Linked DNA regions of Mus musculus: region 2 is linked to region 1. The links are chromatin loops, found by intact Hi-C in ENCODE. Cell type or tissue: heart. All regions are shown on one strand. Each heading gives the region's core, and the rest is flanking DNA. Links, peaks and the distances in the headings are about the cores only. Region 1 holds the start of Cyb561 (cytochrome b-561). Region 2 holds the start of Icam2 (intercellular adhesion molecule 2).

Region 1 (11,568 bases), core at 1,148-9,147:
TGCCACACCATCCTAAATTATCTTTCTGCAGCCCCACTATGTTCCCACCAGGTCCATGTGGGGGCTTCACCGCCCCTGCAGTAACAACACACCTGCTGTTATTGCGGTCCTCCTAGTGTTGCCCAGCCTCCTCCTCTGCTCCCTGCCGCCTACACTGCCTCCCAGATTCACCCCAGGGCAATGGCACCTTGCTCACTACTTTGTCCCCAAGTGCAGCTCCACCCCCTCCTCTGTCCTCAAGGCTCCCCCAAAACTTCCTTACCCTCTTGGGTTCTGCTCTAGATTAGTCCCACGATGCTCTCGAGGGAAATGTCTCCTGCCCTGCTCCTTAAAGGCAAGAAGGTCACTTCACCCTTCTCCGAGACTCTCGGGTATCCAACAGAGAAAGAATGCTGTGCCCCTGTAGTCTTCTGTCCTGCCTCCTCCTCCTCTCCAGGTCACTCCTCCCTTATTGGATTCATCTCTTTAGAGCCCGAAGCACGACAGAATCTGATTAGCTCCCCATCAGAAAGAAGAGCAAGAGCAGCCTTCTTCAGACCTCCTGGAATACAAAGGGCAGGTCTGGGATGCAGGGGTCAGGCACTTGACCAGCCACGGCCTGCTTTTTCTGTCCCAGTCAGTCTTCTCTCGAAATGGGCAGAAACCCTAGAGAAAGTCTCTTCACAAGGGAGTGAGTGAGAGGATGGCTTTACCATCCCACTGAAAATTCCTTCTGGAATTCCCTATGAAGCAAATGTCTAAGTGCTCCCTGCACCCACCCCAGAGTGAGTGAGACGGGCTCGTATGCACCAGCAGGGTGGAGACCCAACAGCCAGTGAACCCCACACCCTGAACCAAGCACTTTGTACCCTCTCTGTTTAACCCTCAACAATACTGTGGGCATAACAAGCGTGCTACCCTAATGTGACTGATGGGAAAATTAGGGCACAGAGACAATAACTAAAGTTAGGGCTCAAAGACAGTAACTAAAGGACATGCCCAAAGTTACCATCAGCAAATAGCTGCTACTCTGGCTGCTGCTCCTTATAGCGGGCAATGTTAAATGCTAGAACTCCACAGAAAAGATGTGGGCCCTGCCGGCAGGGGCTTTCAGACAAATATTAATAGTAGCTGATGTTACAACAAGGGCCATAGAGGGCAGAGCACTTGCCAGGCATACTCAAGGCCTAAATTCAGTCTCCAGCTCTGCCAAAGGTGGGGGGTAGGGAGTGGACAATAAAAACCCAAGCCATCCCTGCATGGCCCTCCCCACCAGAACAGGAGATGGGCACCTTTGGGCTCTCTCCTCTGAGTCTCCTGCTAGCAGTGTGACTCTGAACTTCCTAATGCCCAGTAACTAAGGTGGCACTGTCACACGTTCCAAACACTTAAGCCAGTCAAAGCTTTAGTGGCCCCAGATAAATAGGAGAATCTCCCTGGCCCCTGCTCATCCCCAGCACTGCCCGAGCGCCAGGCACAGGGGCTGCCTGCAGCTCTCTGGAGAAAAAGGTTCCAGGGGAGGGAGGGAGAGGCAGCATCTTCATTTCCCATCTACTCTCAGGTAGGACACCCAGACAAGCGAGGACGCCAGCCTGGGGACAGAGTGAGCCAGACTGGCCTCAGGAAATACACCCTTTGAAGGTAAGGCTACAAGGTGATGTAAGAGGCAGGAGGGGGGCATGGATGCCCCCAAGGCTCTGGACAGAGCTGCTCAACCCATAGCAAGCCTGTATCCGCGAGCTTTAGAGGACTTGTGGATTGCTCCCGTGTAAGCATGTGTTTGCATCGCAGCCCCTGGCTCTGCTCTCTCTGTAGGCTCTTCTCGCCTCTGTGTTTCCAGAGCACAACAGTAGCTCATCACCCCTCAGGCTGGAAATGGTCACTCCTGACCCTGGGTTTCCTCTGCCCCCACAGATCTGTGTTCTCTCTCCTTTTCCCTCCCTCTCCTTTCTCTCAAAACATGATCTCACAGTGTAACCCAGGCTGGCTTCTAACTAGATATCCCCCTGCCTCAGCCTCTTGACACATCGCACTATAGTTCAGAGCTTTGCAAGGAACTGGTGCTTGTGTGGCCCCTTACATGGCTACTCTCCTTCCTTTCAGTTCAGGGTGGGGTGACAGATCTCTGGGCTGTGACAGTTCAAACAGATACACCCCCAATCTCCACAGGCCACCTGCAGACTGGCTCCCACTTAATGTAATCACACGGGGACATGGCTACCCTCGGGGCTCGACCTGTGCAGAGCACCACGCTCCTTCTCCAAGCCCACTGTGTTTTATTAAAAGGCAACCAGGCCTAACCTCATTACTGGTACCAGATGCACATGCTGAACAGCCCAGGAGGCAGAGCAGAGCACAGGGAAGCAGCAAACCTGGCTTGGCCACAGCCCTCCCCATCAGCAGCAGGCTTTAACTGAGTTAGGAAAGACTGCAGTGGGGGAAGGGACTAGAGCTTTCCTTGATGGGTAAGATCCTAAGACACGATGAGACAAAAGGCAAAAAGAAGCTGAGCGGTAGCACGGGGCACCCAGGATGCGCCAGGAAGGAAGGAGGGTCAGCATCAGGTGTGCCTCTGCACCAGAACTTGCCAAGAGTTAAAAATAAAAGAGCCTGCTTCATTTCAGAATGGAAGAGCTGAACTTTAGGGGTTGAAATGGTTTATGTTTTTAATCCAGTCTGTATGTTGTCTTTACACCAGGGAAATTTGAAAAATATCATTATTTATTTTTATGGAGGAAGGGCTCCCATGAATGCCAACCACCTAAGGCATGGGAGCATTTGTGTGTTCCACTGTTTCCTACTGTGTGCCATCAGGGAGGCCTTGTCCATTCTCCAAGCTGGCCTCCTCAACTGTGGGGTCGGGGAGGAGGAGAGCGGGGTGGAGTGGGGACCTTAAGACCTACCTCATTGGACTTCGGACAACTTAAATGGAAAAAAAAAATATGCACAAGTGCTTAGCACAGTGCCTGCCACCTAGCTAGGACCTAAGCAAACAGCAGTTGAACAAAAATAACATCTCCTAAACGTCATAGTGACGTCAACGGACCCATGAAGATGACCAGATCCCTCCTGCCCCACCACCAACCCATTCATTCCCCCTATAGAGTACAAACTTCTAGAGCGAGGAAGACTGTCAAACAGTCTGCCTTTAGTTCTTGTTGCGGGGGAGGGGGCGTTAGACCAAGATCTCCCTCTGTAGGTCTGCTGGCTTTAAACGTTCAGTCTCCCTGCATCAGGCTCCCACATTCTAGGAACACAGCCTCTTGTCACCACAAGTGACCTAGGTGGTAATTTTAATGTCTGAAATTTCATATTCCCACTTGTACTCTAATTAATTGTGAGGCGATTAGAAAATGGAACGCAAGGCCTGGCATGGCCTTTAATCCCAGCATTCAGATGTCTGTAAGTTCAAGAAACCTGGGCTCTGCCTACCCAGGGACAATGGCAGGGCAGGGCATCTGTGTGCAACTCTACTTCTGGTTCCAGGAGCTCCTCCTACAAGGGGTGGGGTTGGAGCAGTCCAGTATTTTCCTCCCAGATCCAAGTGCTGAGGAGCAATCAAGGTATCTAAGGGAGGTGAGAACACTTTGCTTTTTGTTTTGTTAAGAAGCGGACAGAACTCAGGTATCGGAGATGGGGCTTTTCTTAAAGAAAATTGCCAAGACAAAAAAAGGAAGGGCAACCAAAAGTGTCTGTGACTTGTGGTGCTGCAGCGCCTGTGGAAAGGTGGTAAGGGTAAGAAGAGAAGTGACCGGAAAGGGGGAGGTGGCCTGGCTACCACTCCAGGAGTCAGAGGCGGCAGCAGATCCCTCTCTCCGAGAAGTTCCGCCCCTGAGTCACTTCCAAGGCCAAAGCACGAAGCCAGGCGTTCTGCCAGGATAGGAACTAGTTATCCTGCCCGAGGACGGTGGGATGCGGAAGAAGAGAAAGAGGATCCACCAGGCCCGCACCTGAGCGCAGGGACCGGCCGCGGGGACAGTGGGAGCTCAGTCGTGGCGAATGCAGATTGGTCCACTCCCACCCACTTTGTTCTACAGTACAGCCGCAGGCCCCTGGACTTGAATTCAAGTCACCAGCAGTCCCCATTCTAACTCGGGCAGACGCGGCCCGCGCTCCCCCGGCTGCCTTGCCGGGTGCCAGCAGCACAACACCCGCGTCAGGGGACAAGCCGGGCAGCGCCGGGTCGGTGCGGGCAGGTGCGCGCGGAAGGGCGGCTCGAAGCCCTGCCTCACCTGGCCACAGTCCCCTCCGCCCCTCCGCGCGGAACTCGGCTCCCCACCTCCCCGTCGCCTACCTTGTCCCGCCGCCGCCAGGCCTGCGCGCGTCCACGCGCCGCGCCCCGGACGCTCGGCAGGTTCCACGAGCCTCGGCGCGACGGCGTCGCCATGGAGACGGGGCGGCGGCGGGGAAGCGGTAGCGCGCGCGAGGAGGCGACGGTCACCTGCGCCGGAAGTCCCGCCAGGCGCCGGCACTCGGTAGGGCACCTCGGCTACACCGACCCGCACTCAGGACCCGAACTCCAGCAGCTTCGGGACTGGCTCCGGACTGGCTCGGGACCGGCGTGCGGGGAAGGTTAGCGGCGCGGGTTCGGCGCCCGGGTTCCCGGTCTCTAGCTTCTCGCTCGCTACTCTCCACGCCCAAACCCAGGAGGCCGCTAGGTGTCAGGCCTGGCCTGGGCCCAAGCTCAGCTCCGGGAACCCAGGGTCACCTCTTCCAGCCCTCGTGGGCGGAGATGGCACTTTACACTTTACTGGAAGGCTGGGAATAACCCTGCCCTTCCGCATCTGCACACCAGCCACATTGACCACATAGACACTGTTGTTGATACAGTTTGCCTCCCATTTTTTCCACTCCAGGATACACACACACACACACACACACACACACACACACACACAGAGAGAGAGAGAGAGAGAGAGACAGAGACACCAATCTAAGGGTAAATTGTGTCCTTCCAACTTCTCATTTAAGTCCTAGACCTGGTGTATGCCAAGGTCTGTACTTAAGACTGTTGCCAAGACCAAGGCTGGGAGCTTAGCAGATCCTGGCCCGCTATCCAGGAAATGCTACGAATAGATAAGAGCCTAGCTCAGACTTCCTACAAGCTGGGAACAAAAGGTTCTTTCCTGTTGGATGCCTGGCCAGACTCACGGAGAGGAGGAGAGAAATGGGGTATTTTACCTTGTGAGGCAAAGCATGACTGTGAAGGCAGTCCCTGGAACACCTCAGCATGCTGGGAGCTGCCCACTGGTAGAAGCCAGAATTGGGGCGGGGGCTCCTTCTTAGAGGGTGGGTATGCTGTCTAGTGTACGGTTGAGAGAGAACCAAAAACCGGAATTACCTTATGGTAACTTTTCGTCTGGCAGAAGCTAATGGGCTTTTTAAGGTAAGCAACAGCTTCCTTGGTGGTGCAGGCAATAAATACATGCTTATAAACTAAACATGGCGCTGAGCCATTTCTCATTGTTTGCTGGGTATATTTGGGCTCCTGGGAGGAAAAGGAGGGACCGATTTTGGCAGGATGGAATCTTGTTTAAGTGTTGGTCTTAAAGTGCCTTCCAAGACCCGGGGAGGCTCCTGTTGGGAGAGTCCTTTGTTGGATCATCCCCTACCTCATTCCTTCAAGTCTCCAAGCTGACTGCTTCACAGTGCATTTCCTGACCGCCAGTGTGGCAGTATGGGAAAGACTAGAGTTATGACGACCACACATACACTCACACACACTCACGATGCAGGGAGGGGGTCTCTGAGCGAAAGGCCTTAAGGAGCAAAAAAAGGCACCGAGCAGAATAAATTTTGTCCTCATAACCAGGACGCCAGACCTAAGGCAGACCCACTCCCACCTGGCACATTCTTTCTCCCCAGGGCTACCCAGTGCAGAAAGCTGAGGGGAAAACCAGGATTCCTAGTTACATTTCTATCTTAGAAATTTAGCATGAATAGATCCTAAGCGTTTCTCAAATGTAACCAGGTCTTGTGTGTGTGTGTTTGTGTGTGTGTACGTGCACACGTGTACACACGTGCATCTGTGAGAGGTATTGACTTTTCTCTGTATAACCCTGGCTGTCCTGGAACACACTCTCTGTAGACCAGGCTGTCTTCAAATTCAGAGACCTGCCTGCCTCTGCCTCCTGGGTGCTGGAATTAAAGTTGTGTGCTACCACCACCCAGCCTGGTTTTACTTTGAAGGTAAGTTTTTAGTTTTTTGTTCATTTCACCAGGGAAGCCTAGTGTAGGTGTAGCTCCCAAGTGTTTCTGGAGTCCTTAGAGTCCAGAGGAATGTGAAAAGCGATACAAGAATCCACATGCCTGAGCCAAACAAATTTATATCAGTTCCAAAAACTGGGCCCTGCCCTACAATATCCCCTGGAGAGCTCTCAGCTCAGCAGCCACGGCCACCAGCAGCAGCAAGCAGGTCCTGTGTCCACCACCCTGAGACTGAGGCAGCAGCATCCTCAGGTCCCTTCAGGTTGTGGATATACATAATGGTTACTGTGATCAAGTTGAAAATAGAACCATGAATCACTATGGAAGAAAAGCTTATCTTCCAGATACATGGTCACTGAAGGTGACCAAGACAGCAGAGACCCAGGAAGGATCAGAGCATCTACTGGAACAACCCACCATGGGGGCAAGAGCAGCAGCCAGGCAAGACACCAGCCACAGTGCTTCCAGAGCCAGCAGTAAAGACAGCCACCTGAGACCTCAGGAACACTAAGGGCAGGGGACACGGGACATCAAAGACTGAGTTGTTGCCCATCCATGGTTGATCCCAAGGTTGGTCCATTCTGAGAAAAATAAGACTTAGACAAACAGCACACTGTAATTACAGAACTCAAATGTGGAGACCAGGCGAGGTGTGCCGTCAGGCAGAGGTTTTCCTCTGCTGGGCCCTGAAGGAGCAGGACACGCGCTGGCTAGGGCCTGTGGGGAACCAGCCTTGAGCAGGAAGTGGTGGTGTTATCTACCAACTAGGGCTCTTGATCAGGTTCAGCTCCTCTGACGGTTAAAGAACCAGAAGGCAGGGAAGATCTCGAACTCCGAAAACAGGAGCAGACAGTCAGCATCCGCGGTTGAGGCTTTTTCTTTTGATTTATTGGGACCGTGGAAACACGTGCACACACAGCAAACACCCAGAGAAAAAGAGCTTCAAACAGAGAAGAGACTCTGGAAACCAGAAAATCCAGTCTCCTCTCCAGGGCTGGGGTTCCTCCTCTAAGTTAGGATTGGCCAGTTCAGAACACAGACAGGGTTGCCGATTGGCCCACAGTTGTTGTGTAAACACATCTTGAACTTGTTGGGCCAATCCATCAGCAGTTGGCCGGTGGTGGGAGAAGATGCCCACAGGGCCTTTGTTTTAAGCTGTCAGGTTTTTGTCTCGGGTCTGGAGGGTGAGGAAGAAGCTGGCCACCTTGGCAGGTCACCATCTTTATTACCAAACATGTCCCCTCTCTCTAACTGCCTACCGAGGAGTCTGTCTAACTCCTGTCCCTCAGTGTGACAGCACTGGGAGACCATGCTTTCAGGGATCACTCTACTCTTTCCTTCCTGTTCTCCTCCCCCTCTCCTCCCTTCTTCCTCCCTTCAGGAATGGGTTCACTGGGCACCTGCTGTGTGCCAGGCTTTGTTCTAGGCCCTGAAAAGAAGACAGTAAGACAGGGCCCTGCTTCCATGTAACTCCAGTGATGTGGGACAGAACAAAGATCAGAACGGAAACTTCAAATGCCATATATACACACATTCATGCGTGGGCAGATGGACGTCTACACACCAACCTAATCGGATGAATCGTAGGTGTCACGCATCAACACAGCAAGCACGAGAAGGTTATAAAGCAGGAGCCAGAGAGCAGAGGTGGCTGTCCCAAGGCCAGCGCTAAGGAAGGCTGTCTGAGGAGACTGTAGGACTGTGGCTGTGAGGAGCCTGGGGAAGGGAATTCCCAGGAAGGGCTGAGGAGAGATGTGTGCCAGGCATGTGTGAGGCTATCTGCCTGCTGCCCTGCCCTCTGCCACTCCTAGATGGAGAACTTAGCTGAGTATGCAGAGATGGGAGACAGGCATATAAACAGCTCATCAGAGAGCAGAGGTTGAAGGTACAAACTGTGTGCCTGGGTGTACTGGCTAGTTTTGTGTCAACTTGACACAGCTGGAGTTATCACAGAGAAAGGAGCTTCAGTTGAGGAAATGTCTCCATGAGATACAACTGTAGGGCATTTTCTCAATTAGTGATCAAGGGGGAAAGGCCCCTTGTGGGTGGGACCATCTCTGGGCTGGTAGTCTTGGTTCTATAAGAGCAAGCCAGGGGAAGCAAGCCAGTAAGTAACATCCCTCCATGGCCTCTGCATCAGCTCCTGCTTCCTGACCTGCTTGAGTTCCAGTCCTGACTTCCTTGGTGATGAACAGCAGTATGGAAGTGTAAGCTGAATAAACCCTTTCCTTTCCAACTTGCTTCTTGGTCGTGATGTTTGTGCAGGAATAGAAACCCTGACTAAGACACTGGGTTCCCCACAACTGCAATGTGCAGGGCACCAGGGCAATCACCATAGACCCATTAAGTGTAGCTGTGTCTAACCACATTGGCTGTGATTGGCAGGGCCCTAGCCAGACTCCCTGTAACCCAGCCCGGGCATTCCTGTGGCTAGTAATGGGGCTAACAGGAAGCCCTGGGCCTCAGCCAGCCTGATACCACCCACTCTGCAGCCTTCCCTCCAAGAAAGAAGTGAGAGGTTTGTGCCCAAGTCAGGTCCCCCATCTCCCTGCTTCCTTCCCTAGCCAGCCAGCCAGGCAGGCATCAAGCACTGAGGGCCTGCAGTGAGAACAGCAAAGGCAACACAGAAGCTGGAGCCAGGCAGAAAGCCCTGAGTGCAGAGGTGTCACACCCTCCAACAGTGTCAGCACGTGTAGGAAGGAGGAGATGCTGGTCCCAGCCTTCTGATCATCTACACCTACCAACCATAAACCTCAGGGCAGGGACTCCTGCACTTTGTCCAAAGCCTCTGGGAGTTCCCACCTTGGTCCCTGAAGCCCCTGATGCTGTCGGGGCAGGGCCTGGTTCTCAGCCAAGTTCTGCATCCCAGGGTGTCTTAGGGTTTCTATTCCTGCACAAACATCATCACCAAAAAGCAAGTTGGGGAGGAAAAAGTTTATTCAGCTTACTCTTCCACATTGCTGTTCATCAGTAAAGGAAGTCGGGACTGGAACTCAAGCAGGTCAGGAATCAGGAGCTGATGCAGAGGCCATGGAGGGATGTTCCTTACTGGCTTGCTCAGCCTGCTCTCTTATAGAACGAAGACTACCAGCCCAGAGATGGCACCACCCACATGGGGACCTACCCCCTTGATCACTAATTGAAAAAATGCCTTAGAGCTGGATCTCCTGGAGGCACTTCCCCAACTGAACTTCCTTTCTCTGTGATAACTCCAGCCTGTGTCGAGTTGACACAAAACTAGCCAGTACACTGGGGACACCATGGGGTACTCGGTGACCTGTTTGAGTGGAACCAAGCATGACCTGGGGCTGTGTCCCCCTGCAGGCTGTGGGCTGGAGTCCAGTCAGTAATTCCCAGACAGAGCTCTGTCTCAACCTCCTCCCTGACCATGATTGTAGCTACGTCTAGAAGAGCAGAAGGTGATGAGGTAGCAGTGAGAGGCTGGGCCAGGTCCCACCTCCAGTGGCCACACTGTCGACCCTCCAAGGCCTGTTGTCCTGAGTCCAAGATTTGACCTCGCCATGTTCTCTCCCTCCCACCACCATCCTTCCTCCTCCTCTTAACCATTGCCTCAAGTACCGCTATCAGAGAGAATCTTTCATCTGAAGGTACCTTGACCCAGACTCTCCCTTACCAAGGAAGCCATAGGCAGTGTGAGAAGCTGAGGGAATTACCCCAAGCAAATCTGTCTTAGGCCTCGCCACCCCTGTGGGGTCCTCCATCCTTCCTGCTCTTTCCAAGGGGCTGGCACAGGAACCCTCAGACCTTTGCCCTCTTTATACACCTGCCACCTGCCTCCCCAGGAGCACGCCATGGCCTGGTCTCTTGCCCAGCCATCGTAGTTGCTGCAACTGTCCCCTTGCCTTGGGACTTTTGCCTGGCACCTGCACAAAAGCGTCCTCTAGAGGTGCTTTTTAGAACAGAGCAATGCTTCCAGGTGAACTGAGAACAACCACCTCCCCCACGGGGAAGAAAGAGCCTCTACTGGCCCATCATGGTGCAATCAGGGTTCTAAGCCTGGAGCCCTGGCTCCAGCTAGGCTCAGCTGTCAGCCTCTATCACAGACAGAGATAGAGACAAAAAGCAGAGAGGCCATTCTTGCCTTCCATCTAGTGTGAGACAGGCCGTCTTTGTTGCTTTGCCACAGTGTGTGTATGGCTGACCCTCCTGGGGATTCTCCCATTGCTGCCTCTCAGCTCCCCTGTAGAAGCGATGGGATCACAGAGGCTCTGCGCTCAGCTCCTCTGCGCTCAGCTTTTATGTAGGCTCTGGGATTTGAACTTAGGTCCTCAGGTTTGCTGCCCTTGGAGCCATCTCCCCAGCCCCAAGGGAATTGGGGCCTCGAACTCAGAAATCCGCCTGCCTCTGCCTCCCGAGTGCTGGGATTAAAGGCGTGCGCCACCACGGCCCGCTCAGGAATTTTTTTTTTCTAATACCTCATTTATTCTCATCACCATTTTAGGAAAGAAATATATTTTAAGTACAAAAAAATTAGAATAGCTATTTAGAATAAAAACTATTGTGATAGGAAAGGTGAGCTAAGCCACAAATAACAGTCTGCCATTCCGGCCCTAGGAAAAGAGAAGCAGAGGCGATTTCAGGCTAGTTCCTGGAATCCTGTCTCAAAAGATTGTGGGGGTAGGGGAGGGCGTGTCAGCATTCCGCCACCTCCCTTGCTGACTCAGGAAGGAGCTATCAGAGTCAGCTGGCCTATGAGAAGCACACTCTCAGGTCCATATGGAATGGAACCAGACCTGGTGACATGGAGGAGACAGGGGCCACATCAGGAAGGACTTTGTACTTGGCTCTGAGAAGTGTGGCTTCTGAGTCCCCTGAGGTGACCACAAACAAGTAAAGAGGCTTTTGGGGAAAGAGATCCTGAAATCAGATGGGATTTTAGCAAACCTCACAGCACTCTAGAAATGGATTGGAGAGGCAAGGAGGGTCTGCAAGGCAGAGAGCCACGGTCAGTGGGCACAGACAGAGGACAGACTCAAGAAGGGTACAGAGGAAGACCTTGCCAGGAGCTGATGTTCCCGGAGTTGTTAGGGCAAACGCTTGCACTTTGACAGCGCTGCTAACCTAAGCTCAGCAACCTCATCAAGAAGCCAATAAGAGCCAAGCGTGGGGCTCGGGAGCTAACCCAGTCAGTCAAATGCATGCCCTCAAGCATGGGCACCTGAGCTTGAGCCCCAAGAGCCACATTAAAAGAAAGAAAGAGAGAGAGAGAGAGAGAGAGAGAGAGAGAGAGAGGAATGAAGGAAGGAAGGAAGGAAGGAAGGAAGAGAAAGGAAGGAAGGAAGGAAGGAAGGAAGGAAGGAAGGAAGGAAGGAAGGAAAGAAAGAAAGAAAGAAAGAAAGAAAGAAAGAAAGAAAGAAAGAA
Region 2 (11,311 bases), core at 1-8,000, 440 kb after region 1:
ACAAATAAGAACAGCAGTATTGACACCACCACGATGATGATGACCATTTGGTTGTCCTGCATCGGCTCTGGGGAGGCAAAAGGCAGTGGTCTCAGAGATGGTCAGATGCTAGGGCCCCGGGAGTCTGCTCATCACTCCATGACCTCTCATACATTCCACAGTCATCCCGGTAGCAGCGAGTGTCTGCCTCCAGAGTGACATCTAAGAAGAAGGTGGCCTATGTTCTAAGCCATCAGGCAGCGCAGACACCCTTCTCTTCCAGCAGCCCCTGATACCAGTGCCATGGCATCCAGATACCATGGCCTGGAGGACGTCATGGTCAGGTTTAGACCATGCCTTTCTCAGGCAGAGCTGAGTGAGCTTCAGGTGAGCTCTCTGACAACAGGCTTTGGCTGTAGAGAATCACAGAACAGCAGTGCTCTGAGGAGCCTGGGGATCAGGCCAGCCAGCCTTCTCATTGTAGAAAGAGAGAGCTCACTGCCACACATGGCTACACAGCTCAGTAATGGCCAAGCCAGCTGGTTGAGCTCTTCTGGCTTCTGGAAAAGTTAGGGTTCAGCGTGGAATTGGAGAGAGCCAGGGAATCAGGGTATAAGAGGGAACCCTCAGAATTATATGCACACATCAGACTACCTAGGAGTGAGGCTCGTGAGTTTTCTTTCCCCACGTTGCCAAGAAGTGCTACCTCTAACCCTCTCAGCCAATAGGGTCTCCTTACCATAGACTTCAAGGATCTGGTACTCCGAGATGCTGCGGATGATATACCCACCATGGGGCCGTAGATCCAGCTCAGCCTGGCAGGAAAAGTTGAGACCGTCCTTTTTCAGAGCTGTGCTGTTGAACGTGGCTGTGGCCTCTTGGGGGACAGTTTCTGCTCCCCCAAAGGTCTGATTCTTCAGGGTCTCTCTGCCACGGAGCAGAGAGAGGGTGAGCCTCTCAAGGGGCTGCACAGGGGACACCGTGCACTCAATGGTGAAGTCTTCACCCACAAACACCCGAGGCGGCTGCAGCTTCAGTGTGACTTGAGCTGGAGGCTCTGCAGGAGACAAAGGAGGAAGGCCAGACAGGATGGAACTGTGTCCCTGCATGTCCTGCCGGGCTAAGGCCCACTCCTCGTATCCCAAATCCCTAGCTAAACTTGAGAAAGAGGAAGTGAGCGTGGCCTGCTCAGTGGAAGAGGGAGGAAGAGGAGGTGTATGGTAGAGGGTGTGCAGGGTGCTAGCTCTGCTCTGCAGACATGGTTTGGAAAATAGAAAAGGGGTCTACAAAGAGAAGATGCGGAAATGGTACAGCCAGGCTGACTGGTGAGATGGCTCAGTGGTTAAGAGCACTGACTGCTCTTCCAGAGGTCCTGAGTTCAATTCCCAGCAACCACATGATGGCTCACAACCATCTGTAATGGGACCTGCTTCCCCCTTCTGAATGTACACAATATAAAATAAGTAAGTCTTTTGAAAGAAAGAAAGAAAGAAAGAAAGAAAGAAAGAAAGAAAGAAAGAAAGAAAGAAAGAAAGAAAGAAAGAAAGAAAGAAAGACAGGGAGGAAGGGAGGAAGGGAGGAAGGGAGGAAGGGAGGAAGGGAGGAAGGGAGGAAGGGAGGAAGGGAGGAAGGGAGGAAGGAAGGGTACAACCAACTAGAAGGATTTAAAAAACTATCTGGGGCCAGGGAGTGGTAGCACACACCTTTAGTCCCAGCACTTGGGAGGCAGAGGCAGGCAGATTTCTGAGTTCAAGGCCAGCCTGATCTACAAAGTAAATTCCAGAACAGCCAGGGCTATACAGAGAAACTCTGTCTCAAAAAACCAAAAGCAAAACCCAAACCAAAATAAAACAAAAACAAAAACAAACAAACAAGCAAACAAGCAAATAGGAAAGTCGGGGCCTGTTTCCATCCTCTCTAGATACTAAACACAAACTTCAAATTAAACAGCTGGGTTTCTGTGCTGTGAACATCTGGAAGGAAGCACGTGGGTTGCTGACTGAGCTTCCTCACGATGCTGGGACAGGAGTCAGGTTTGCCTCGTTTCTCCAGTTAGATTGACCAATATAATTCCAGATCGACTGAATGAGTGCTACGGTGGTACCCCAGTTCCCTTCTAAATTAGAGCACGTCTCCTCCACTCACTCCTACACACCTAGGACCTAGGACATCTATTCTTTGACCCATTGATGTCACTAAGACACTGAGAGAATCCTGGCCTACCCTGGCAGGTGTGTACGCAAGGTTCACACACTTGCCACAGGTCCTTGGAGAGAACAACGAGAATACTGCTGCACAGCACCTCCACTTTCCTCATGAAATGAGGGAGCTACTAGAGAAGGCTAGCTCCCCTGACTGACTCGCTGCTGCTCGTGAGGGAGTGAGTGCCCTGGTGGCTGAACTAGGGTAGGAAGTGACATCAGGGTCTGTGCAAACCTTGGCTGGACTGACCTTCTTGGAGCAAGGGTCACAACCTGCACAGTTTGCTTCTGAGGTACAGGAGGACTCATGGAGTCCAACCAGGGCTGTAAGCAGGTCCTGAGCCCGCAGGTCTGTCCTGCTTGTAGCTCAGGAGCCAAAGGAGATGAATCCCATGATGAGAAGACCCAGGAGAAGTCACTGAGCAGTTAGTGTGTAGTAGTAGTAGTGGTGGTGGTGGTGGTGGTAGTGGTGGTGGTAGTAGCGGTAGTTGCAGCAGTAGCAGTAGTAGTAGACATGGGCACTGTACTGGGGAGTAGAGCCCCCAGCATAGACACTCACGGTACACCCTGATGTTGAGACTCTCCGAGTGCTGCTTTCCCGAACACGTGAAATGGCAAAAGAAGACCGTGTCTTTGGAGACGTTTGAGACTAAGAACTGTTTCCACTTCCCTTGAGGATGCTCTTCCAACATTATTTTATTCGTGGGCGTCTCCAGGCCGCCCATGTCTGGGGCTGCGCAGTTGGTGCTGCAGTTGATTTTCCAAGACTCTGTGGCTTCTACTATCTGCTTCTCGGACCATATGTAGACCTCAAAGGCCTTCTCACCAGACCCTGTAAAACCAAAAGCACTTGGCAGCAGACGTCTCTGATGCCTGTCCTTGGGGCTCTCTATTACCAGTGGCCCAAGGAGACAGGTCACCTTTGGTTGGCCCCTTTCCTCCAGTCCCTTTATCAGTCAGCCCTAGGTCAGTCTTCCTCAAGCCTACTTTCGGCTTCCTTAAGCTCCCGTACAATGTTCCCTCTGTCATGAAGACACCTCTGAGAATGGAGGTAAACTCTGAGCTCACATCACCATCGAAAACTGACAGGATGCCCTCTGGGTGGCGGCAAAGCTCCAGGGAAAGAGAGTAGAGGTAGTGGAGGGACTCCATTTTTAATAACGTAGCTAATAAGAGATGTTGAAGCAAAGACAGAGGGAGGTAGAGAACCTTTCATGCGCTGTGGGAGCACCTTGCAGATAAACGGAGCCGCTGGCTCGCAGACCTGCCATCGGGAGCATGCGTTCATGAAGCAATGGAGAACGGAGATGACCAAACCTTAGCAAGGAAGAGGAATGGTGGAAATAAGACCAGAAAAGCAACAGGCCACCATCAAAAGGACCTGTTGCATAAAGCTCATAATTTATGTTGATGCTCTGTAGACATCGTTGGAGCCAGGACATTTAGGCTGGGCCTGAGTTTCCCATGTTTCTCTTTATGGTGACTACACAGCTCTATGCAGGACAGACATTTGGGATGTACCTGGTGTAAGACAATGGGGCCCTCGGTATTCACCTCCACTCTGTGAGGACCACGATGGTCCTGGATCCTGGCTAGCAGGGTCCCTACACATGGCTTGTCTTTCTCCCTCCCCACTCAGCCATCAGCTAGTGACATTCAATTCAGCGGCAAAGGAGGGGCTTTCCATGTAGATAGTGCTGGACTTGAACTTTCAACGTTGGTTATATATATTCTTTCTGTGAGCCTCAGTTTCTTCACTTGTTAAAAGGGATCATGTGCCCTCCCCTGGGTCCTGAGTGCAATTAGGCTTGGAAGCGTTTGGCAGGTTGTCTAAGACATAGGACACTCAGCACGTAGAGGCTGTGTCCTTCCAGGTCTCCTTGACCCACTGAAACAGCTTTCATTTTCATTTTGTTCTGCCAGTGAGCACAGTATCATCGGCTGCCCTCTGCTGTCCACTAGGCCCCTTTGGCATGCTGCCTCATCTCCGCTTAGCCCCTGGCATTCCTTCTGGAGTCTCCCATTTACCCACTGTCCACCACCCCCAACGTCGGTAGCCTGTCACATCAACATTCATTGATGAATGTTTCATCGACATTCCCAGATCTCTGAGTTTGTTCCCTCTAGTATCCAAAAGGCCTTGATCCTAGTCCTTAGCCTGGGGCCATGAGAAACCAAAGCCAGGCTGACACAGTCTTCTTTACCTATGGTGGAGAGGCCTCTGTGGCCAGGATGTCCCCTTCCCCCACCCCGATGCCTGAGGAGTATTAGTACTTCCCACCCTAAGATGCCATGTGCTGAAACCCCTGGGAGCTGGCTTACCTGGGCTGTAGAACAGGATAAGAAGAGACAGGCTCCAGCAAGCAAAAGAAGACATCTCAGGTGGGGTCTGTGGGGTCTGTGGAGTCTATGGGCTTCAGGGGCACAGCTGACGGCTGCCTGGAGGGTTAGGGAGAGATGTCTGCTACAGGTCGGGGAGTGAAGCCTGGCGCTCCCAACTGAAATCCACAATCTCCTCTGTGCCAGTGAGCTCATTTCCTCTAATTATCTGAGATCAGGAAACAATATGCACAGACCAGCTCCCAAGCCTTTAGGGCCTCAAGAATTCATGCAGAGGAAGCCAGGAAGCAGCAGATAAGCAGGGGTGTAACAGGGTTCTCTCACGTTGCATGCTCCCTGTGCGGGGATAGGAAAGCAATGGGAAATCACATGCAGGAAGTGTGTGTGCATGCATGAATGTGTGCAAGCTTGCATGCACTTACGTGTTTTGTGTGTGGGTGGGGGGAGTGTACATGGAATTTCTTTAACTGTACATTGGGCAGAGTGAGGTCTCCAAGATTCAGATCAGGGGAACTCTGAATTCTACCAGGCCTCGGTTGGCGTCATCTCTGGAAAGATGATATCCAAAGTTAGAACGCAGTCACATAGTAATCTCTTGCTAATGCCCTGCGTATATCTGCATGTCTCAATGTCTCATTTAGTTTCCAGCAGAAGCCTAGCCCTAATTCAGCCAACACAGGGCTCAGAGATTGCAAAAGGGCAGCCCACAGTCGTCTCCTGGGGCCCAGGAGGTCAGGAAACAGTGCCTACAACCTATTCCCAAACCCTAGACTCTTTCCTGGCCTTGTCAGTTAGTGCTTTCCTGTGCATCTCCTTACTTCAGGCAGGACCTTGGTCTTCCTAGCCTTCCTTCCGGGCACACTTCACCACAGGCAGAGAACTTTGGATACACGGCCTTCCCAGGAGGCACTGTGTTCACCATATTTAGTCAACCTTACTGTCTTAGTTCTGTCTTAGAACCTGGGGGATAGGCAGGGCAAAAGCAGGCCTCCTTGCTTTCTCGGTAGAATCCCAGAAAGGGCCTATCCAAAGGAAGCCCCAGGGTTTTGAGGGCTCATTATTGGAGCTCAGGAAGCCACCTGCAGGACCAGCTCCCAGTCCATTGTGTCCTCCAGATTTCAAGTAGAGGAAGCCTCAATGGCTCAGCCAGTGACCCTGTGACATCCTGTCCTTCCCACAGTGCTGAGTAGTGGCTGTTGTATATAGCTATCTAGTGCAGATGTTATCAGCCTGGATCAAGGGAAGTCCCCACATGAGGCTGTTGGGCTTTGAGATTCCACCAGAAAGCGAAGACCAGGTAAGGAGAGAAAAGAGGGAGAAGGGAGAAGTGGGGTGGGGTAGAGTGGGGGGAGGGTGGGGGAAGGGTGGGGGGAGGGTGGGAGTATCTGATCACACATTAGGCTGATAGAGTCCTGAGAACAGGGGACTGGAGGGCTTCAAGGGTTTTGGGTGATAAGGTGGGGGTTGGCCTTCTCTGGGTAATAATAATAATAATAATAAATAATAATGTGATAATAATACAGCAACACAAATGGGCAGACAAACAGACACCACTTAGGCAGGGAAGGAGTTGTCTTTTCATTTTTGGAGGGGTGTTGGTGACTGAGTCGCTACGGCTTCATGCATGCTAGACACATGCCAAGAGCTGCATCCCTAGACTCTTGGTGTTTTTCCCACCCCGCTAAGTGGTCCACACTGGCCTAGAGCTCGCTTTGCAGTTCACGTTCAGAGAACTTTGTCATCAGGTGGTGTGAGCACCACAGTGTGTCCACACAAACCTAGACGGTACAGGACACTACCGTCCTGTACATAGTTAGACGTGTTATACTTGAACACAGCTGCACCACAGTAGCACACTAACACCACCAGGAGAATCTGGGAGTGATGCATTCAATGTTGTCACCGGGCTGTGATGGCTATAAGGCCTCTATGTGGTATGACTTTTGTAGCTCCAGTGTAATCTTCTGGGACCTCTATTGTACGTACATGTGGCCTGTCATGGATGAGAGTGTTGTCTTGGAGCAGGTGACTATACCTACGTCAGGCTGGTCACTGTCAATGCGCTCCCTAAATATGACCTGCTTACTCCTGAATTCTACAAGCTCAACTATGACTACTGTTCTCATCTCCTAGAAGGAGAAACTGAGGCACAGAGAGGCTAAGTGGCTCCACCAAGGTCACATACCGTGGGAAAGGTGAAGTCCCTATGAGTGGCAGGCAGCTATGGTAGCTGAGAAAGCTCAAAGGAAGCCATTGTGAGGATCAGGTTCTCCCAAGACCTTTGGGAGGGACATGCAAGGCCAGAGGAAACTTCCAGACAGGGCTCAAAAAGAAAGCAAGTAACTATCATCAGAACAACCATGGAAATAGAGAGGGCTATATAGAGACTGATCACACCCCAGAAGGAGAGGGGGGCTGCTGGGGCTGGGAAGGGAAGTGGGAGGTGTCTTAGGGATAGCTTCATTTTGTAAGATTGGTCCAAATATAACATGCAGAACAATGTGAACGTGATTGGCTGCAAATAAATAAACGAATGGGCACAGAGCATCCCTTTTATGTATAGTACCACCACTAAAAAAGAAAAATAAGCCAGGCGATGGCCCTGCGTACCTTTAATCCCAGTACCTAGGAGGCAGAGGCAGGCAGATCTCTGAGTTCGAGGCCACCCTGGTCAACAGAGCAAGTTCTAGGACAGCCAGGGCCACACAAAGAAATCCTGTCTCCAAACAAACAAACAAACAAACAAAACCAACCAACCCATAAACAAATGAATGAGATAAAACCAAATAGAATAAAAATAAACCTGGGCTGTGGTAGTGCATGCCTTTGATCTCAGTATTTGGGAGGCAGAGGTAGATGGATGTCTTGAGTTCAAGGCCAGCATGGTTAGAGTGAGTTCCAGAATAGCCAGGGCTACAGAGAGAAACCCTGTCTCAAAAAAAAAAAAAAAAAAAAAAGAAAGAATGAATGAATGAGCGAGCAAGCCAGCCAGGTGTGCTGACCCAGTTGTATAATCCCAGCACCACTTGGATGGCTGAGACAGGTGGATGGCAAATTTGAAGCTAGTTTGGGCTACTGTCAACCCCTCTACCCAATAAGAAAAGGTAAAAGCTATAAATAATGTATGCCATAAAATATGGAACAAAGGAAACAAAATTCCAGAAAAATTAGCTTTACAGACTTAATTTGAGAAGAAATAAAAAGTCTGAGGGGCTCCTGGGACAGCTCACTGAGAGGGTAAAGGCTCTAGCCACCAAGTCTGGTGACTTGAGCTTGACCCCTGGGACCCCCATGTGACAACTGACCCTCACAAGCCCTCTGTCTTCTCTATGAGGGCTGTGGCACTTATGTGCCCCTGAAATAAAATGTAATGAAATACACAAGAAAGATCATTTCTTTCCCAACTGATATACAGATTCAGTGAAATCCCAGTGAATCCCAATACGGTTGTTTATGGAAACAGAAGGCTGGTCATGAAGTGTTTGTGAAGGAATAAAAGATTCAGGGCACACAGGAAGGAGAAGAGGGGAAATTTGCTCTTTGAATATTGAGATTTAATATAAAATATTAATACGAGTGTCAGATCAACTAATGAGTCCTAGTTTCTAGACCCTAGAAACACATCTGTGACTAAATCAGACCATGGTGACACTGGAAGGCTGGGTTAGAAGAAAGGTCTGATATGTGAGACTGGGCCAACTGATTAACTAGATGGGAAAGGGAGGGGGCGGGGCATCCTTACATCACATCAATGGAGAACTCAATTCCATTCACATTAAGTACTCATATGTGAAGGAAAACGTCATAGACATTGACCAGAAAATGTAAGGGAATATTATGTCGTTGAGGTAAGGTATTAGGCAAGACTTCAAAACTGTCAGTCGTAAACAATAGGGGCCAGGGATGTAGCTCAGTGCGTAGAGTGCTTCCCTGGTACGCACAGGTCCTAGGTTCCATTCCCAGCACCGAAAAATAACCAAACAAATTAAGTCATTGATAGCTGAGTGCATCAAATCCACAAAACAATTTCCAAGGAAAGAGGACATTACTTTTAACTCAACAGTAGCCAGGAAATTAAAATGAAAACTATTAAGTTGGCAGAGGTTAAGAAAGCACCACGGAGCTATCTCTCCACACACAGTCCTCCTATCAGATACAGACATGCCCTAAAAGAACTTTTGTGCTGAGACTCAGGAAACATATACATTCACTTACTACAGTCTGTGTGACCTTGGACAAATCTTTCAATCTCTTGATGTGTCCGACCCCTCACCTGTAAAATGGGATTAATGGTAGTATCTCCTTCACAGAACTGTTGTGTGAATTTAAAGAGTTAATCTTCCCTCTCTAGACAGAGTCCTCTGTAGCCCAGGCTGACCTCAAATTTGATCTAGAGCTAAGGCTGGCCTTCAAACTCCTGTTCCTTCTGTCTTCATCATGCAAATACAAGGAGTGCAGGCAGCTGCCACCACATCTGGCTCAAGTGAGTTGATGTTTTAAGGGATTTAGAATGCTAGGCACCATGTAACTGTTTCATAAAATAAAAATAAGCGTGTTTGAATGACCAAGGACCTCAAAGAAAAACTAACACAAAATTCTAGCAAGTAGGGGGAAAGAGGGTGGCCCCTTAGGGGTGAAGTCCACTGTAGGGGGAATCTTTGGTGCAATGTGTGGAAGATTCACCTGTCAATAAAAGACCATTGGCCTATGAGCTTAGGCAGGAAATAGGGAGGTGGGAGCTCCGGTAGAGAGAGAGGCTTTCTGGGATAGAGTCAGAGGTGAGGGAGATTGCCCTGTAACGATAAAGAGAGGCAACAAGCCGTTCATAGAACAGAGCAAACAGGTAATTGAGATATATGCTCGTTGGGGAATAGGCTGAGCTTACGCCTAAGCTTTTATTCATATATAATTCTGTCTCCATGTCATTATTTCAGGAATCTTGGGCATCGGTGTGAAGCCCTTGGCTACAGTCCATGAAAGTCTTAGTGACATTTCACCCACAACCATTACATCACTGTGCACTATGGTGACAGATATCTCACCGACACCTTCTTATACAGTATGGGTTCAATTTTACAGAATGAAGACGAAGAGGAAAGGAAAATTCCTGAAGGTCTGCAGGGAAAGAGGAGGCTTGGTGGGAATGTGGGCCATAGCTTTGATGGGTCCCCTGTCTCTAACTGGCATTGGTCTCAAGATGAGAACCACTTGAGAAAAGGGGTCTGTCCCTTCTCACGCCCATGTGGACCTGGGGTTATGAAATCTGTATGACTTTAATCCCAACACTAGGGAGACAGAATCAGGGGTTGCTCTGTGTGTTCCAGGTCAGCTAGGGCTATGTTTCTAAATCTGTAACCTAAAGGGATGCCACCCAGAGCAGGAAGGGAGGGAAGAAAACAAAACAGGAAACAGTCACTAAGGCGGGGCAGAGATGGTGGGCTGGGGACCAGAAAAACAAATGTTTAGAAACTTTTAGGGAGGTGCTCCACTGAGAAGAAGAGATCAGAATTCAGGCTTACTTAACACTCAAGAGGCCAAAAGTTCCCTGCTGCTGGGCTCCTGGGAGGGGAACTGGGGAAAGCCAGATGCTGTGACTTACCGCGTGCTGGCAATTGGGGATCCTGCCGCAATGTGGTTGTGTGTGTAAGTTTCTACCAGTTGAACTGTTAACTCTCTCAGGAGTCACGTGTTTCCTGTGCTGTGGTTTCTACACCAAATTAACATGACTTTAGCTCTACTACCGGTTTTTACTACACACTGTCCTAAAATATACCTAAGAAAATCTATCACTTTGTGGGTTTTCTTGGGGGAGGGCAGGATCCTCATCACATAGACCAGGCTAGCCCCAAATTCAGTTTTCCAGCCTCAGCCTTTTGAGGGCTAGCTAGGGTTACAGGCATGAGCCACCACACCCAACTCTTCGGTTGACTTCTCTAGGTCCTTCTGTGATGGCTTCATGTATTCAGCATCTTCAGGGTTCAGCCATGTGGCAGAACATCCTTTTCTAAGGCTGAGGACGGCTTCATTGGATACAGTGACCACCACATTTTTGTTTATCAGTTCCCTGTCCACAGCTGGACCCCTGTGATACTTGCACTTTCTAGCTGTTGTAAATATTGTTGCTATGATGTAGTATGCAAATTCCCATTGTCTTTTTAGCTTTTTTTAAAAAGATTTATTTATTATTATATATAAGTACACTGTAGCTGTCTTCAGGCACAACAGAAGAAGGCGTCAAATCTCATTACGGATGGCTGTGAGTCACCATGTGGTTGCTGGGATTTGAACTCAGGACCTTCGGAAGAGCAGTCAGTGCTCTTAGCCATCTCTCCATCACACACACCCCCATTGTCTTTTTTACAAAAACTTATTAGTGCGCATATTTATTTAGTGTGCACACGTTCATGAGTGCAGATATGTGTGCCACGAGACGCAGAGAACACGTTAGCTCTCTCTTACCATGTGGGTCCTGAGGATTGAACTCTGGTCATCGGGTTCCATATACACCGTTTTTTGCTGAGCTACCTTGTTGGTTCAAATTCCAGTTTTCAATTTGTCTTTCTCTCTGCTCTCTGGCTACCACAAAGTAAGTATTTCAACCCCCTGCCCCCCCCCCCCCCCCCCGCTCCCTGCCACAATGTTCTATGTGTCCACTGCCCAGGAACAACAGCGCCAAGTGGCCATTGCCTGAAAGAACCCTGAACTCATGACCTAAAATTCTTTAAAAGAGAGTAAGGACCTCTGGGAGATCTGTAAGTCACTCAGGGACCATCTTTGAAAGACATCGTGGG

The links. A loop is a pair of places that touch in the nucleus more often than their neighbours do. Peaks named below come from ENCODE experiments on the same cell type or tissue, not always from the same donor. Only the 100,000 strongest peaks of a DNase experiment are listed, where the experiment ranks them.
Region 2: it touches region 1 in a loop (4-fold over the local background); 2 of 42 quality-filtered maps call a loop at or near these places.

Annotation. Positions count from the first base shown.
Region 1 is chr11:105,939,838-105,951,405 of GRCm38, forward strand. It overlaps Cyb561 (cytochrome b-561), which reads right to left and starts at 4,650. Exons shown (of 6, transcript NM_007805.5): 1 at 4,274-4,650. In heart, for the core only: a CTCF peak has its summit at 4,625; DNase peaks (open chromatin) are centred at 3,474, 3,864, 4,684, 5,084 and 2 weaker places; H3K4me3 peaks cover 2,378 bases; H3K27ac peaks cover 1,568 bases; H3K27me3 peaks cover 5,648 bases.
Region 2 is chr11:106,377,928-106,389,238 of GRCm38, forward strand. It overlaps Icam2 (intercellular adhesion molecule 2), which reads right to left and starts at 4,854. Exons shown (of 4, transcript NM_010494.2): 1 at 4,503-4,854; 2 at 2,740-3,012; 3 at 719-1,036; 4 at 1-67. The coding sequence starts at 4,557. In heart, for the core only: CTCF peaks have their summits at 3,282 (motif pointing right) and 4,131 (motif pointing left); DNase peaks (open chromatin) are centred at 4,174, 4,804 and 5,644; H3K4me3 peaks cover 2,770 bases; H3K27ac peaks cover 2,412 bases.